Linked DNA regions of Homo sapiens: region 2 is linked to region 1. Evidence: chromatin contacts called from ENCODE Hi-C or POLR2A ChIA-PET data. All regions are on one chromosome and are shown on one strand. Each heading gives the region's core, a stretch centred on a gene start or an enhancer-like site at or near the end of the contact. The rest is flanking DNA. Distances are from core to core; before and after follow the strand shown.

Region 1 (3,126 bases), core at 464-2,963:
ATGTTTATAGTTTTTTAAGTGATTTACATGTAATGATAAGCCTACATATCACAATTTGTAATTGATATAAACATAAATTGATAATAGTACAAATACATATACAATATATTAAATGTGATATGTATGTGACATATACGTGAGGCATACAAATCCATAATATGTAATACAGGCCATAATATAACATGACATATAAAACATATAATACATAATATTGTGATATATGTAATGTGTTTGTATAAAATACACAATACATGATATATAATACATGGAAATTATGTCTTTAATAATTGTGTATAATTACAGTATTATCAGAAATTTTGATAGAGGGTTAACGATTAGATTATTTTATATTTATTTTAATAAATATATCCTTAGAGGACATATTTATTTATTTTAATAACTATATCCTTAGAGGACAATATTCTATATTACAATATAACTCAATCAATAAATTTGATTATTAACTAATAATATTATGGAGTAATTAACTGGACTATCCAGAGTTTAATGTGTGCATCTGGCCATACACAAGTTCACATTTATTGCCTACCATGTGCTAGAAACAGTGCAAAGCACTTTACATATCACCTTTTTAAACCTTCCCACAAACCAGCAAGGTAGGTACCATTCACTGAAAAGAAATTGAGGCATATATCAGTTAAATATTCTTTTTTTTTTGTTTTTCCTTTAGGGGCACAGAGCTAGCAAAAGAGCCAGGAATCAACCCTTATTTTGTCTTATTCCAAATGATATAGTGTTTGTATTCTACCAAGTCAGATAAGTAGGTGGAGAAAAGACAAAGTGACAAAACACAGGAGGGACAAAGAGATTATGCCTTCATGCTTCCCTGCTCCTTGAAAATGTAGTATATGCCAAGTTTTCATTGATTCAGTGGGTAAGGCAAGGGACACTGGCCTGGTGCCAGTTCAACCACTCTTTCAGTCTCTTGTTTATTCAACAAGCTGTTCCACTGGGTCCTGGGGAAGAGGGAATTATTTGGGGTGGCAGCCCATGGCATATGTCCTGATGCAGCCCATGGCATATGTCCAAGCCCCTCCCAGTGTGACACTCTTGTGACCAGGGTCCATATGCTCATGGCACTCCCTTGGACTTGGCTATTTTTTTGTTGCCTCTGGGACTGCAGGCTAAATACTTGGCACTGAAAACATTGCCAGCAGCAGGACAGTTTGGGAGTACATCCCACATGGGCACTGAGTCAACAGTGCCAACAGGAGGAAAACATATGAGCCCGGGGAGATTTCTTAACTATCTGCCCAGTGGGGGAAATTGTTTATTTTCTACATATCTCCCAAAGAACCCATTTATGAGCTCCATTTGTGACTTCAAACAGGTAAGTTGGCAGAGACATGGCAGTGAAGATAAGATGATGACTAATTAATAGTCTTGCAACAGGTTTCAACACCCAGATCTACAACTACCATTATTTTTTTTCTTAACCACTAACATTTATTTTCAAATACAAACATGCTTCTAAGTATTTTTCTTAATACAGATAATAGTTTTATCTTGTTCCTGGCACGATTTCCTCTTCCCGATAGGGTTATAAATAGGGTATTCCATTTGGCAAGGGTCTTGTCCGTGGCATTGGAGAGACGATTCTATAGTTACTGTAACAAAACAGCACATAGTTGGCATATTTCTCCCCAAACTTTCCTAACATTTACACTGCCATCTGCATACTTTTCACTTGACTTCACTCTGAAAATTGACTGTTCCTCTGATACATACCAGAGACTTGGCTACTTGGACATTTGGAAAAAAAATAAAAGGAGCAAAACATGAAAAAGGAAGCATTCTTCCCATTTCTGATCCCAGGCATTCAATACTTGTAATAGTACAGTAGTTTGTAAGAGTGGTTTAAGGTAGCTTCCTTTAAGGTCAATTTTAATTTTAAGATTTTAGGATTCTGTGAATGAAGGGATAATTCATGAATATACTAATATCGATAACTGCTTTATTTTCCTGAGTTTATATGGCTAATTGCCTATATTCAAATATATATGTAGAAAAATGTGGGAGCAGTATGTGTGTGTAAGAAAACTCAAAAATGGGTCTTAAAAACACAATAAAGTTAAAATGGAAGATCCAGACCTAAAACCCTTTCCAAAGTTCTGCTCCCAACATTTCAAGTAAGTGTTAGATAATGCAAATTAGTTTTTAAGAGGATTAAGATGTTAGAACATAATATCTCTGGAAGTTCAAGGATTTCCATTGTTGTGAGACAAAAAATGCATAAGAATACAAATCTCCATAGTTTCGTCTTCCAGATAACCTGATAACCCCCACCAGTTGGGCTTCACTTTCTTTTCAGGTTTAAAAAAAGGAGGGGGAAGGTTTTGGTAATAGCTGCAGGAGTTATTGATGAATTGAGGATTCTCCAAAATGAGACTTTTAGAGAGATAGAATACACATAGCCCTTGCCTGAAGAACTGGATAAATCCACCCTGTCTTCATCAAACATGGTTAGCCCAGGCATCATTTGAATGAATGCGAAGGGAAAACTAACTTCTCGATGTTTTTTCTTGAAACTCTGCCTGTGCATTTGCTCATGTCATATGAGCACATAGAAGAGAAGCCAGGTCACTGAGTGAATATTGGCCCATAACACATTTTATGGAAGGCTATTTGGTGCCTAGTCACCCCCAGAATGTCTTCATATGAGGATTTACTGAGCCAAAAACAATTTAAGATTTATTTGAGAAGTCACCCAAGTGATGAGTCCATTTGTGGATACAAAGATATTAGTGATTAGAATGGTTGCATTGGAGATGAGAAGTTTCATTGCTGTTGCTGCTGTTGTTTTATTCTTTTTCTATGCTCTTATGCAAAATACTGTAGGAAAATAATTTTTTAACCAAGTTTAATGTGAGATTTTACTTGTGATTTTGATATTTTGATCCCAAGCCTTTGGGTAATCAAATACTTACAGTTGGAGAAGTCAAATTTTCTGTTTTTATTTTAACAATCGTTTTAGCTTATTGAATGAAGGAGTGGACACTGGCTAACTTTACAGAATATTTTATCCATAATTAAGAAATGAAGCTGAAATAAGAACATTGTTTCTCATGGGTTTAAAATAATACAGATAATGTATTTTAATTCCAA
Region 2 (3,126 bases), core at 245-2,744, 130 kb before region 1:
TCCTAATAGAGTTCTCATGAGATCTGGTTGTTTAAAAGTGTGTGACCCCTCTCCCCTTCTCTCTCTTACTCTTGCCCTGGCCATGTAAGATGTGCCTGCTTTCCCTTCGCCTTCCACCATGATTGTAAGTTTCCTAAGGCCTCCCCAGCCATGCTTTCTGTACAGCCTTCAGAACCATGTGCCAATTAAACCTCTTTTCTTTATAAATTATCCAGTCTCAGGTATTTCTTTAGAGCAATGCGGGAACAGACAAGTACATTTCCCCAGCCGGGTCTTCTAATGTATCACCACTTCTTGAGAACCTTGTGAAAAGGATTCAACAGTCAAGTGGGCTTAGAAAAAGCTGCATCTTATTTCTTTTGGAAATTTACAACACACCCTGAGAAGTCATATAGGACCAAACCCATCTAAATTTATCTCACAATGTTTTGAATATTGTTGCATGGAAACTTTCCCCTGCTGAATACCTGTTAATATATCATTTAATGAATGTTCAGCAGCTCTCATTTTGTGAAACCCCACATTTTGTGAAACCCTTCTCAGGGCTTCTTAGTGAGGTCAGTTTCTTTGCAGTGCTTTCTGAATGCTGCACGACTTACCATTTATGAAACAAGTGTCACAGATTAACCTCAGTTAATCCTCAAAGCAACTTTGAGGTAGGTACTAGTCATTCAATCACTAATTAATTAAATAATTCATATTTATTAGTTATCTACTATGGGCATGGCACCCAGGACAAGTTTGCTATTATCCCCATTTTATAGATGGAAAAACTGAGGCACAGAAAAGTTAAATAATCTATCCAGAGTGACATGATCTGCAGATGACAGAGCCAGAAACAAATTTCAGCTTCTTTGATTCCCCATCTTCTGTTGTTTTCGCTTTTCTGACTGCAGATAAGTCTGTAACTGTCAGCTTGCCCCAGTATCACTCTAGAAGTTCAGGAGAGGGGTCTTTGCTATAAGCCGAATCTAGATTCCTGCTCTGTCTCATCTTCCCCTGATGTTGTCTCTGCTTTCAGCTCTGAGGGTCTGCAGAGACTCAGAGCCCCGGCCACCTTTGTAGTTCCATACTCTGAAGACAGAGAGCAAGACAGAGGCCTTTGAATTCCTCTGCACTTGGCTGCTTCCTAGAAGAGACTCTCCCAGACACAAAGCTTTGGGACAATCATTCTAAAGGGTGCCCAGGCATGGTGGGCAAGGGTGGGAGGCCTTTGGACCTTGGAGTTTCCTGTGCTGTGGTCTAAGACCTGTTCAGTCAAGTCGAATTGTACCGGAATTGTGGAGTTTGTGTAGCGAGCCCACAGCCAGCTGTTTATTATTTTAAGAACTCTTGGTTGCTGCTCTTAGATATGGGGGTGGAGGGGGGCAAGCCTACTGTGCAGGGCGGCTGCCACATTCTTCTGGGAATGACAATGTTCCTCTGTGTGCTCTGCAGTGACCCCTCGGGCAGAGCTACTGCATTCCAGAACCCTATGCAGCCAGATGAACAGAAACTATTTTATCTCCTCAGTTATTGAAACAGAGTTGAAGATCTAGCAGTTGGACTTCTTTCCCTCATGTAGCCTTTATATAGGGAAGACCCCACTGGGGACTTGGGATTGTGACACTCATGGCTGTATCAGAGTAATAGGTCTGCATGCTCACACTATGCTCTGTGAAGCTCCCTCTTCTTTTCCTCACCTTTCAAAATGTGTCCCTGCTGGGTGCCCTGCAGTATGAATGTCTCAGTGTCCCACTGAAACATCTGTTATTACCCAATCGGGCTCAACACCCCTTCCAGCCATGTCCCAAGACGCTAGCGCTGAGTACTTTCAATGAAACAGAGCAATGTCCTCGAGCTGTAAATGCCTCCCAAAGACAATCGGACAGAACTTCATTGTTTTGGGGAAGAAGGCGCCTCACATAGTGGTCACATTGTGGTTACCAGGGCCTGATGATTAATCCACAGAGAGGATGTGCAGGAGAGAAGAGCTGGCATCATTCCTGTAGACGGAGATTCTTGAAAATTTCATGTCTCCAACTGAACATGTACATCAGAAACACAAGATTCCCATTGTAACAGTTTCTTTGGTGACCTTATTTTTCCATTTGTCAGTTGGCATATATGTAAGTACCTTTTGTCTCTGCCCAGGGATACTGTGTTCCTGAAGTATAAATGTTTTTACTCTTCAAAAATTTACATTGTGCTGACTACAATTATACTTCTAAAGATGCACACATATTGTGCTTTCTAAAATTTCTAAATCAGAAATGAAATATTGGGCAAATGGTGCATGTAGAAATTAACATATTCAGATACTGATCAATATGTATATATTTAGTACAAATATTAAATTCTTTTTAAAATCAAGTTTTCAAAAGCTCTGTGCCCAGATCTTTTGGGGTTACTCTAGGGGTTTCAAGCACTATCTGCCATGATTCTGTCCTCCACGATTCTGTCCTCCACATGATCACCACCGAGTGAAGAGGACTCATAAAGTGAGACAAACACTATACTCATAGGCAAACGCTGTATGAGAGGAGCTGAAACAGAAGAATACAATGATATCTGGTGGATGACAATTCGCTGCTCTGACAATACTGGTACTGGACCTTAGACAACTTCTTTGAGTTTCTGTTCCCTCTTCCAGATAAGTTTGCTCTGAAGAATAAATCATGAGATGTATGTATAACACGCTCTTTCTCAACCAGCCTGATGGAATAGCTGGTTAATAAACATTTGTTTTAGGATGGCATTGTGATTTTGGACTCCTATGAAATATTTTCAAACATAATCTTAGTAACTGTGCCCCTCAGGCCTCTTCGGAACAGCAGTAGCTGCCAGGTGGGCAATGGCAATGGGGATGAAGGTGGGGCTGGTGCAAGAGTCATTAGGAATTTGGTCATTGGTTGGATATCAGATTAGGGAGATGTGTCTCAGAGAGTTTGTGTTTCTACAGTGGACAGCTGGGCATCTAATCCAGCTCCTCCAATATCCCAATTAAATGTATGCTTCAGCTTTTGGGGAAACCCAGCCCAGAGTGCACTGCCTTCAGGTCTGTGTTCAGAAGCAAGCCTTCTGTCAAGGCGGAGTGGGATGAGCTGTTGCTTATTTTTATAACCTAACATCACACCAGACAGGGCT

The links. A loop is a pair of places that touch in the nucleus more often than their neighbours do. ChIA-PET counts read pairs that join two places held with the same protein, here RNA polymerase II (POLR2A). Pooled maps may share reads with other maps.
Region 2: a loop to region 1 is called in a map of PC-9, with 4 times the contacts of the local background. The contact joins two enhancer-like sites. A Hi-C loop is called at or near these places in 2 of 168 maps with a recorded cell type or tissue (PC-9 and mammary epithelial cell) and 5 of 50 pooled maps. POLR2A ChIA-PET finds 5 or more read pairs at or near these places in 1 of 52 experiments (MCF 10A).

What each region holds. Positions count from the first base shown.
Region 1 is chr2:18,989,843-18,992,968 of GRCh38, reverse strand. All of the region lies in intron 3 of LINC01376 (long intergenic non-protein coding RNA 1376), which reads left to right. All of the region lies in intron 5 of LOC105373456 (a long non-coding RNA gene), which reads right to left. Among named protein-coding and RNA genes, the nearest start is that of LINC01376, 36 kb to the left of the region's middle. Within about 2 kb of position 1,713, at least 13 of the 41 ENCODE cell types and tissues checked have a DNase peak (open chromatin) inside an H3K27ac peak, as active enhancers do.
Region 2 is chr2:19,119,844-19,122,969 of GRCh38, reverse strand. No RefSeq gene overlaps it. Among named protein-coding and RNA genes, the nearest start is that of LINC01376, 94 kb to the right of the region's middle. Within about 2 kb of position 1,494, at least 5 of the 41 ENCODE cell types and tissues checked have a DNase peak (open chromatin) inside an H3K27ac peak, as active enhancers do.